Linked DNA regions of Homo sapiens: region 1 is linked to region 2. A link is an interaction called in ENCODE POLR2A ChIA-PET data of the cell type or tissue named here. Cell type or tissue: MCF 10A. All regions are shown on one strand. Each heading gives the region's core, and the rest is flanking DNA. Links, peaks and the distances in the headings are about the cores only.

Region 1 (5,381 bases), core at 181-5,180, 63 kb before region 2:
AGAAATGGGCCTGGAAATTCTGAGGCATATGGTTTCCCTGCCGTGTTTCTGAATCTTATTGCTATGTTTTCTTTTGTTTTGTTTTGAGTATTACTTACTATGTAAGATAGAAAGAGAATCTTTTTCAATGCACATGGTTAAATAAATAAGACCTTTTAAAATCATGCTAATGGGAGATCAATAGCATATTATCCCCTCATAGAAGTTGCTAAAGTCTAACAAAGAGTCTACAGGAGAGTGTCAGTATCTTTGTTATTTAAATCAGTCTCTTTTACTTTTTATCCACCTGGCAGTGCATTCTCGGAAAGGGCAATACAAATGTTTTATTGTGTTGTTTAAGATGCAATGGGCCAAACAAACAAATAACAACAAATGACCTATACGAACATTCCCAACAAGTCATTAAACTACATTTCTTGATGCGTACAGAAGGTTTAGGAAACATAAATTTGCTGTCTGAGATCCCTGATGTACGTCTTGGCTCTAACACAGATGAGCAAGAAGTCAAAAATAGAAACCACTTTGAAGAAACTCTGGGGCCCTAAATGCAAGTCCCCTTGTAAGATGTCTTTATTAACGCAAAAAATCCTCCAAGCTTCCTCCCCTACAGTCATGACAGATGCCTTTGAAAGTCTCCCCACAGTGGCAAGACTTCTGAAAATTTCTTCCTGCACTTTGTGGAGTTTACAAAAACTATGCGAGTAACCTCCACTGCATTTGTCAAGCAAGAAGTAATTGAAAACAGCAGGTAGTTGTGCCTTAGTCACTAAAAGAAGTCTGCCAATTGATGCATGGGGTGCTGAGGCTGGGAGCTCCCATTAGAGCTCCTGGGTGGTATTTAGGTTCAGTAAATCCCCTGTGTGTCTGGGTAACTGGATCCCTAAATCTTGAGACTATTTTCATCCACTAAGAAGAGAATTGGAGTAGTATGGAATCTACTAAAAAAACTTGCTTTGTTTCTAGATATTTATTAAATGAAACATTGTAAGTATGATTTTGAAACGTCTTATGTAGCCATGTACATTGAAAAAACATCCTCTTTCTGTGGTAGGTGGTGAGATTAAAAACAAAACAAAACAAAAGAAAATATAGCAGTAAGATTCAGAAACATGGCAGGGAAACCATATGTCTCAGAATTTCCAGGCCAGTCCTATTTCCAATTACGATATTATACTGTGGTCCCCAAATTCTTATAATGTTCAAGAAATCCTAATAGCATCTAGACAGTATAATTTAGACTGCCTCTTATGTACAAAAAAAGATATACAAAATCCTTGTTCAACCTGATCTGTGTTTCAGAAAATATAAAGTATCTTAACACTATAGTGTTAAGCATCGGATAGTCTCCTAAAGGTGTTGGTCAGAAGAATTGAACCATAACCTGGATGGATCTATTTAAAGATAGATCAGATGAGAGGCAAGAGGTGACTAAAGAAATTAAAATTTAATTCTTAGCAGAAAAGTTGAAAGTCTTTGCCATACTTAATCTACAGTAGAAAATATTAAGATATGTAATAATTTCCACAAGAAATATTATTGACAATGAAACCTGTAATATATATTATTTACTTGACATTTGGTGAGAGTTGGCATACCACACCCAATAATGGATTTGTGCAAATTCATTCACATGCTCTTGAGCTGCATGCTTTGTGTGTCCAGCAGTATGTAAGTGCTCCCACAGTGAATGGAGAGAAGAGCACAAGCAAAGGCATGGAAGCTGGACACACCCTGTGCCTTCTGAGAGCCTCAAGAGTGCTGGCTGGCATTGTCAGGGCATGGCGGGGATAAGAAGCTACAGTAGGAGCTGAGGCTGGAAGGGCTGACAAAGTTCAGATCACGTAGAGACCTCTGCCCTTTGTGACCATCTGTATACCATGAGGTGGTAGCTGAGGGATAGATTCTCTGACTCTGGAACAGATATAGATGTGCTGGCTTCCAGATGCTGCTCACTTCAGCTTTACAGATATATTATATTGGTGGTGAGTCTCCCTTCACATCTAAGTGTAGAAAAGGAATTATGGAATTGACCACCACACAAAAAAATAGGCTAAGTGTTAGGAAGACATTCTTGGCTCGAGCAATAGCAAAATGCAATTTTAAATAAGTTCTTTTTTTTTTTAGAGAGAGTACAATTGTCCATCAAGCAGGAGGATGGAGAAAACAATTTTGTGGATGACTTTCTCACCCTGTGCTGTTATGCTATTTTGAAGCAGAATAATTACAACTGGGAACAAAGTTTGCTTAACAAATGGCAGTTATTGAAACATTGCCTCTTTTTCCGTGGCTTCTTTTGTTGAGAAAGTTCAGCCAGAATCAAACTCAAGAGGGAAGGATCCTGGAAGATATGTGGATCCAAGCACTGATGGAGTTGAAGAACTAATAACATATTATGGGCTTCTGCTAGACTAGAGGGTGTTTGTTTGTTTGTTTGTTTGTTTGTTTGAAACGGAGTCTCCCTCTGTCGCCCAGGCTGGAGTGCAGTGGTGCGATCTCAGCTCACTGCAACCTCCGCCTCCCGGGTTCAAGTGATTCTCCTGCCTCAGCCTCCTGAGATTACAGGGACTACTGGGATTACAGATGCCCACCACTTTGCCCGGCTAATTTTTGTATTTTCAGTAGAGATGGGGTTTAGCCATGTTGGCCCGGCTGGTCTCGAACTCCTGGCCTCAGGTGATCTGTCTGCCTGGGCCTCCCAAAGTGCTGAGATTACAGGCGTGAGCTACCACACCCAGCCTAGACTAGAGTTATTTAAGGAACAAACGCTCCTATGAACCCAGTCCAATAGGAAGATCACGTCTTATTCTGGCTGTGGGCCAACGTTGTAAATATGGTGCTAGAAATGCTTATGAGAGCACATTTCAGTCAACTCCTCATGTCTAACATAAACAACGCTTTAGGCCAAGGTCGCTAACCTTCTCAAATGGGGTATGCATTTTCCTAAAAATACAATATTCAAAGATGTAACTATCATTTGTGATTTTTTTCTTAAAACTAGCTTTTTTCTTTCAGATTTTAGAATAGCTCTCTCCAACGTCTCATTTGTCCCAAAGCCTGTTGCATAATTCTAATGACTTATGACTTTCAGAAGTCTTCCAAGACTTATGACTCAGAGGTGTGCCTGGGGTTGGTGGTGCAGAGTTCTTACTTCCTGTAGGCCGGCACCAAGTGCTCCCGGCAGATCTACCTTTACAAAGAAGCAGATGCCAAAACCTTGCCCCTCTTGCCCCTCGGGCTGTGCCTGATCACTCAGTGCCATCTGGCCACATTGCTGTGGAGGGAATGCTCTTGGTAACTGTTATTGCTGCCTGGTTATGCGTTGGCACTTTACAACAGTACAGGGAGCTGAGCAAAGCAACAAGCCGTCTCAAAAAAACTAATTTCACTAAATCTCCTTACAATACACGTATGAAAACTTTTTAGAGCTTTTTGGAAGGAAAAATAGATTCAAACTTCATTACATGTGTCAGGAAAAAGCAAAAGTGATGCCTATATTGCAGAAAATGAGCTGTGGTCACTGTTTTTTGCCATTTAGGACCTGTGTTACTGATAGAAGAAATGAAAACCCTCTGGACCCAATAAGATGTTGGGTCTTTCCTTTCTGTTCTCTTCTTGCTCCTCTGCCCAGACCCTCTGACATCTTGCCCAAGTTGACAAACACAAATAGGACTGGCCTTCCAGAACCCTCAAAATGGCCACCTCTTCCCACCTCTTCTTGAACTCTCCAAGTTACAAGTCACTGCTCCTTCTCTTGAACTCCAGGATCTCTCTGTCTGAACTTTCTATCTGACTTTAGAATTAGCATTTGTAACTCCTCTTTTAGATAATTTGCTTATTGACGCTGTGGTCTGGACTGTGTTTGATTCATTTGTACTTTCTCAGTTCCCAAGTACTCAGTGAAATACTGGTGAAACAATTTCCCAGGACTGTGACATTCTATTTGTGGGTGCCCTTTAAGTAAACTGTTGGAGAAAAGCAAAAGGAAAAATACATGATCTCACGCAAACAGGGTCCTCACCTGCCAAGAAGCTGTTTTGTGTTCTCTTGTTAGAATAATTTATCTAAGTTTAAGAGCAAGGATTTTTTTTTTTCTCTTGGGCAAAGTATGCACATGGCTGCTGCAGCAACAGCTCAAATAGACCCTGGCTTCCTGCTGAGGGCCAGAGGGGAAGACAGGGAGAGCACGTCTGGAGGAATCACCCAGCTGGGTGCCCAGACATAGCCACCTGCCTCCTGCCCCATGTCGAGGTGATGTGTCACCACACTGGAGACGGCTGATTTGGGTCACACCGCATTGCAGGCCCCAGATTGGAAACTGTAACCAGAAGAGCATGACATTTTAAAATATCAGTAGCACATCGGGTAAATGATTAAACCTCCCAAACAAGGAGTGTTTTTCTCCACGTCTACTCCAACACAGACTCATCTTCAGACCACTTCACATTAAGCAGTAAGTAGAAAAGAACTTGTCATGGGCAAGAAGACAGAATAAAACCTTACAAAGAGAAAGGGAGAGGGGGAAAACGATAATTTAAAAAGGAATTTTAAGGGGATGGCTGGAGCCGATACCCGCCCTTCCACGTTAGACACTCCTCTGACCCCATCAGTCCTCACTTCTTGTTTTCCAAAACCGTGCTTCATGAGAACAAGATTCCTTTTCCATTCATTTTTTTTTTTTTTTTTTTTTTTTTTGTAGAGATAGGATCTCGCTATATTGCCTAGGCTGGTCTCAAACTCCTGGTCTCAAGTGATCCTCCTGCCTCAGTCTCCCAAAGTACTGGGATTACAAGCGTGAGCCATTGGGCCCCGCCTAGATTAGTTTTTATTATAACGTAATTTTTGGTGTGAATTTCACCATTTCCTATGTTCAGAATGTAGTTTCCCCATCTAGGAAGTGGGATAGTAAAAAATTCCTTTTACCAATGTCACAGACGTGGCTCTAGCTCAGTGCAAAAGGGATGTTAACTCTTCCAGGCCTCAGGGTGCCAGTAAGTGAGTTACTTAAGAGTACTTAAGGGCATCCTGACAGCCTGATAGTTTTCCAAAAGAGGTACTGCATTCTCGGGAAAACCCTTCTCATTCCGTTTTAGTTAACAGAAACATTTTTATGGAAAGATCAATTTCACCTTGAGATTTAGAAGAGTGCTCCCTGTGACTACAGAAGGCAGCTCTCCCGGGTATTCATAGGGCCCTTAAGTTAACGTGTTACTTGGGTAGCAAATGAAGCACAATGGCTGAGGTCACAATGTCCTGTTTCCATTAGTTAATTTCCTAGAGGTTCAAAGTAAAGTCATTCGTTAATTGGTGCTCATTAAGTGACCTAAAAGAGTAGGTGCTGCTTCTGCAAAGGTCAACTTAACTCCCACAGTGCAAATTGCACA
Region 2 (5,381 bases), core at 117-5,116:
TTTTGTGTTTCTTCCACAGATTCTCTAAAAGCAACAAAAAAGTAGTGAGTTCCTGGATTAGATACTCTGTGGGGTGCTAGGGATGTGAAAACATGTCTCCTTTTCTTGTTTTCCCTTTCACATGAACTACCTTGACTGCTAATTTTATCTTCTCAGATTATATCATTTTCATACGATATCTCAAATCTTTGGTAGATTGGAATAATGCATTAATAAATTAATAATTAATAAAAGAAAATAAAATAATTAATGGTACAAGGCACAATACCTCCTCAAAAGGAATGTATATCCCAACAAGAGGACACGACAATATTTTTAAAGACGATTTCACAACATCAGGGACGTTCTGAAAGCCCTGAATGAGTGATGGAGATGGTACAGCTGCAGGAGAGATGGGAGAGATCGCTAGAAGACATGAAGTGGGAAAAGGCTTCGGAGAGCAGGTAGTGCTCCTGCAAGGTCTTGAAGCCAATGAAGATTGAAGAGAGCCTTTCATCCCAGAGAGGGAGGTGAACAAAGATTCAAGCGCAGAGACGGGTCAAGGGTATTCAGGAGGAAGTAAGGCAGCCTGGAGTTGAGAGAAAGGACACTGAAGTACAAGACAGAAAAATGACTTTTCAGAGGCTGAAAATGTACCAAAATGTACAGGCTACTGGCTCTTGTCCACCACCACTTCCGCATTTGCACAATCTGAGAATCCTGTACAATCTGTGAGGCTCAGGAACAAGCCACTTGGATGGGGGTCAGCAGGCCTGGGTGTCCTTACCAGCTCTGCAAGTCACAAACATCTCCGAGCTTCATTGTTTTTTCCAGAAGAGCAGTTCTCCACATCCATATTGCAACACATTGGAATGTTTAACAAGTCATTTGTTACTATTATGAAATTATTAAAGTAGGTGAATATTTTAATTAGAAATCACTTGTTTCAAAATTTCTTGAATGGAATGAAAGAAATGGAAAAGGGAGTGTGTAAGTCCATGAGAGGGGGTGACCTATGTCACAGCACCAATAGTGCTGTTCTAACATAGAGGGAATGGGGAGAGACCAGTGTCCTAGAACATAAAGGCGTGGTTCTATATTTCAAAGTGCCCCATAACAAAGAAGTAATAAGACGACTAGGTCTGGACTGTGCCTATGAAGGTGGAAAGTCTGAAGACACACTTGCCTCTGGAGAGTATGTAGTCAGTACTCAGGCACCGGGTAGCTCCTCAGAAGGAAGGAGCAAGAGGCTCTTACTGGTTCAGAGGCAGCTTGTCTCGGGATCTCAGACGTGGAAGGCTGGTGTGGTTCTGATGCATGCACAGCCAGGATTGACTGGGTTTGCAGCTTTCCTTTCTCTTTTCTGTTCTAATTCTGGAGGTAGAACTTGATGCCTCCTTTGAGTCCTCTGCTCCTGTTTCCTCTGTTCCCATTTCCTGTTCCCGATGGATCCTGAGAAATATGTGAACACTTCAAATGATGTTTGACATTATTGAAAAGGGCCCTCTCTAGAGAATACCTTTTATTATGTGAAACATCTTATTTGTGATACGTACAGCACTTGTGTTTAAGCTGTTGCCAATTTATATTTGTGTATGCAGTATTAGTTTTCTTTGAGAGGCGGCCAGTTAGGACACTTATGTTGCTGAGTACCCATTACATTGTGAAAGATACCCCAAGGCTAGCTGATTGTTCAGTTTTTCCAGATTTTCTGTCTTACTGCTAGTGCCAACTGTGCGTCTGGGCATAAACCAGACCCTGATTCACCAAAGGCTGGCCATTGTCTCTTCCTCTTACCCATCTATTCTAACACACCTTCAGTCACCCAGAGCCCATAGAGTGCCATCAACAATAGCACACCTTACACGAGAAGAAAGATGAGACTTTCTAGTTTACTAGAAAGAATGCAAGTGTGAACATTCTGCAGTGAGGAAAACAAAAACCAGAATAGAAAAACACCAAAAACTTGGAATATTCCTCTTGGTTTTCATTGAGTTGATAGAGTGGGCTCTTTAAGGATGGGACGCTTTACACAATACATCAGGTCATGAGTTCTCAGCAGGGGCCAAAAGGGACACATTGACAAAGGAAGACATCATTTTCATCCAGCAGATTCAGGGACGAAGGGATCTGTTTTATTGATGCAGTGCTGAGTCACTTAGCAGCTGACTCATTAGCAGCCATTAGCCAGCCCACAGTCAACAGAAAATGAGCACAATTGTGCAATCTTTACAGAAGAGAATTTACAAATTAGGGTTGGCAACCGAACTGACAGATCTGGGACTGTTATCAAACAGAGGAGACTTTCTGCCTGCTGACTATTTTGGAGACTTGAACCCAGCAACATGAACACCCAGGAAGCTGTTGCACACTACATACAGGTCAAACAAGACTCCTTTAAACTGATGTTTTTCTGTCTGTCTCTGTTTGCTCCTTGTATGAGATTATGCCATTACATTTATGCACTAAGCAGACAGATAATACTATTAGTTCTGATTTCACTTGGCTCCTTAAACACCATACAGGTTACTAACAGAGCTGTTTTAATACATATTGGCTCTTTGTGTCATGCCAAGACACAGGTGTCACTAGGGGACACAGGGCTGGAAACTTAGCCAAGCATGAATGGCCCAGAAGGATAAGACTGGGATGTCTTCTAAATAGGGAGAGGAAAACGACTACCATAAAGCCAGATAAGGCAACAGGAAGTGTTCGCCAGGCTTTCAGCAGTGGGAAGTGCTACCATGGAATCCTTCTCACTCTGGTGGCCAAATTTACTTGATTTCTACCTTTCATCCAACCTGGTGCCCCTATGGTGGGCTTCACTATGAATTACTCAGTGAGACCTCTGGCTAGTCCTGCCTTTACCTTGGTACCCCCACTCTCTCAAGGTCAGGTTTCCCTGACTGATCACTAGCTCTCTGAAGCTCCAGCCTGGTAGGTAATTGGGCACCTGTCTGAACCTCAGATCTATTTTTTTTTTTTTTTTTTTGCGCGACAGAGTTTTGCTCCTGTCGCCCAGGCTAGAGTGCAATGGTATGACCTCGGCTCATCACAACCTCTGCCTCCCAGGTTCAAGCGATTCTACTGCCTCAGCCTCCTGAGTAGCTAGGATTACAGCCATGCGTCACCATGCCCAGCTAATTTTGTATTTTTAGTAGAGATGGAGTTTCTCCATGTTGGTCAGGCTGGTCTCAAACTCCTGACCTCAGGTGATTCGCCTGCCTTGGCCTCCCAAAGTGCTGAGGTTACAGGCATGAGCCACCACGCCTGGCGAAAACCTCAGGTCTTTAAAGTCAGATGGTCCTGACAAGTTAGCCTTACCAAGAGAAGACGTTCTGCCAGGTAGCACTGGCTCCCAGCTATGAACCCTAGTTTCTTCTGCCATTTACTGGCTGCATACCTTTGGGCAAATGACTGAAATCCCTAAGTGTCTATTCCTCCATCAGTTACATGGGAATACCACTGCAGTTCCATTTAGCTCCACAAGACTCCATTTACGCAACAAATATTCATTGATCACCTCTGACAAGCCTGGCTCTGTGCTAGGCACTAGGGACACAGTGACAAACTGTAAACTACGCAGATAAGGTTCTTTCTCACATGGAAGGAAATTTACATGTTACCTAGGGTGGGAATGGGCAGGAGGAGACAAAATAACAAAGCAAACAAATTTACCTCGTAATTTTTGATAGTAACACATGCTAAAAAAACTAAGAAAGAAAGATACAGAATACAATGATTTGATAAAGAGTGACCAGGGTGGAGGTGACAGGATTTAGCCAGGGAGGTCGCATTTGATATGAAGCAATGCGAAGGTACATTGTGAAGATATGATGCGTGGATATGAAGACCACCTTGTGAAGATGTGGAAGCGCAGCAGTCCAGGTAGCAGAAAGAGCAGGAGCCAAGGTCCTTAAGCAGGAATGAGCTTGACTTGCTCTGAGGACACGTGGGGGAGTGTTGGACTCAGAAAGGTAGGTGATCCAGTGTGCAGTAGCAGATGAGCTTATCTGACAGGCAGAGCCAGTCATGTGGGACACTGAAACCACAAAAGGAGCCTAAATCTTAGTCTATATTCAGTGGTGACTCTGGGAGGAATTTTCCACAGGGAAGTGACATCGTCTGCGTTGCATTTTAAAAGACCATCCTGTCTGCTTTATAGGGTGGGGATTATAGGAAGAAGTGAGTGTAAAAAGAATAGTTAATAGAGTATGCATAACCCAGGTAGGAAATTCTGGTGGCTTGGCTTGGACTAGAATAGTTTCTGGAGATAAGGAGAAGTTGACACAGCAGGGATTCATCTTGGAGATAAAGCCAACAGGTTTGCTGATGGATTGGATGTGAGTGGATGGGAAGGAAAGAAATTAAGGATGATGCCTAGATTTTTGGCGAGGTGTCTGGATGGATGGTGGTAACTTTAAATAAGATGAGGAAGAACAAGTCAGGGCTATTAGGGGAGGAAGGTCAGTGGCAGTAAGAGTTTCCCTGGAGCCAGGTTAGTTTGTCATTCTTCTTAGCCAAGTGAGGTTGTCAGATTGGCAGTTGAATCTACTCTACGTTTGCAGCTCAGTGGAAAAATTAGGGATGGAAATTTTTTTTTGTTTTGAGACAGCGTTTCACTCCTGTTGCCCAGGCTGGGTGCAATGGCATGATCTCAGCTCACTGTGACCTCCGCCTCCCGGGTTCAAGCGATTCTCTTGCCTCAGCCTCCAGAGTAGCTGGGATTACAGGTATGCACCACCACGCCCGGCTAATTTTGTATTTTTAGTAGAGACAGGGTTTCTCCATGTTGGTCAGGCTAGTCTCGAACTCCCTACGTCAGGTGATCCACCTGCCTTGGCCTCCCAAAGTGCTGGGATTACAGGTGTGAGCCATAGCGCGTGGCCGGATGGAAGTATTTAAGTACGTAGATTGTTTAAGGCTCAGCTCTGTGCTAGACAATGCATATCATCATTCATTCATTCAACAGGCCCTGTTCTAGGCACTGGGGTTACAGTAGTAAACATAACAGACAAAAAGCCCTGCCCTCATGGAGCTGACATTCTAGCAGGAGGAGAGGGGCAACAAACAAATATGTGAATGAAATGTATGTTAAGGAAAAAAAGAGCAGGAATTATAGAAACAGGGATGCAGGTTGAAGATAGAGGATCAAATTTAAAATCAGTGGTTAGGGAAGGCATGTTTGAAAAGAAAAAGACCTGAGTGAGGTGAGGGAGTGAGTATGTGGTTACCTGGGGAACTACATTTCAGGAGGAACGCAGGCAGATGTGGAGAGGGAGCAGGTGTGGGAGTGCAGGCAGGTGTGAGTTCTCTCAATCCCAGCCCTTCCCAGTCCTGTGCGGGTTGTCCATCAAAGCTATTATTGCTCTCACCACATCTATCAGCCAGTGGTTGAAGGG

What was found. ChIA-PET counts read pairs that join two places held together with the same protein. Peaks named below come from ENCODE experiments on the same cell type or tissue, not always from the same donor. Only the 100,000 strongest peaks of a DNase experiment are listed, where the experiment ranks them.
Region 1: POLR2A ChIA-PET joins it to region 2 with 45 read pairs; 2 of 35 experiments call an interaction of 5 or more read pairs at or near these places.

Annotation. Positions count from the first base shown.
Region 1 is chr1:232,765,298-232,770,678 of GRCh38, reverse strand. No RefSeq gene overlaps it. Among named protein-coding and RNA genes, the nearest start is that of LINC01744, 25 kb to the right of the region's middle. In MCF 10A, for the core only: no CTCF peak of the experiment used is centred there; DNase peaks (open chromatin) are centred at 2,808, 3,148 and 4,938.
Region 2 is chr1:232,701,739-232,707,119 of GRCh38, reverse strand. No RefSeq gene overlaps it. Among named protein-coding and RNA genes, the nearest start is that of LINC01745, 14 kb to the left of the region's middle. In MCF 10A, for the core only: no CTCF peak of the experiment used is centred there; DNase peaks (open chromatin) are centred at 789, 1,669 and 2,179.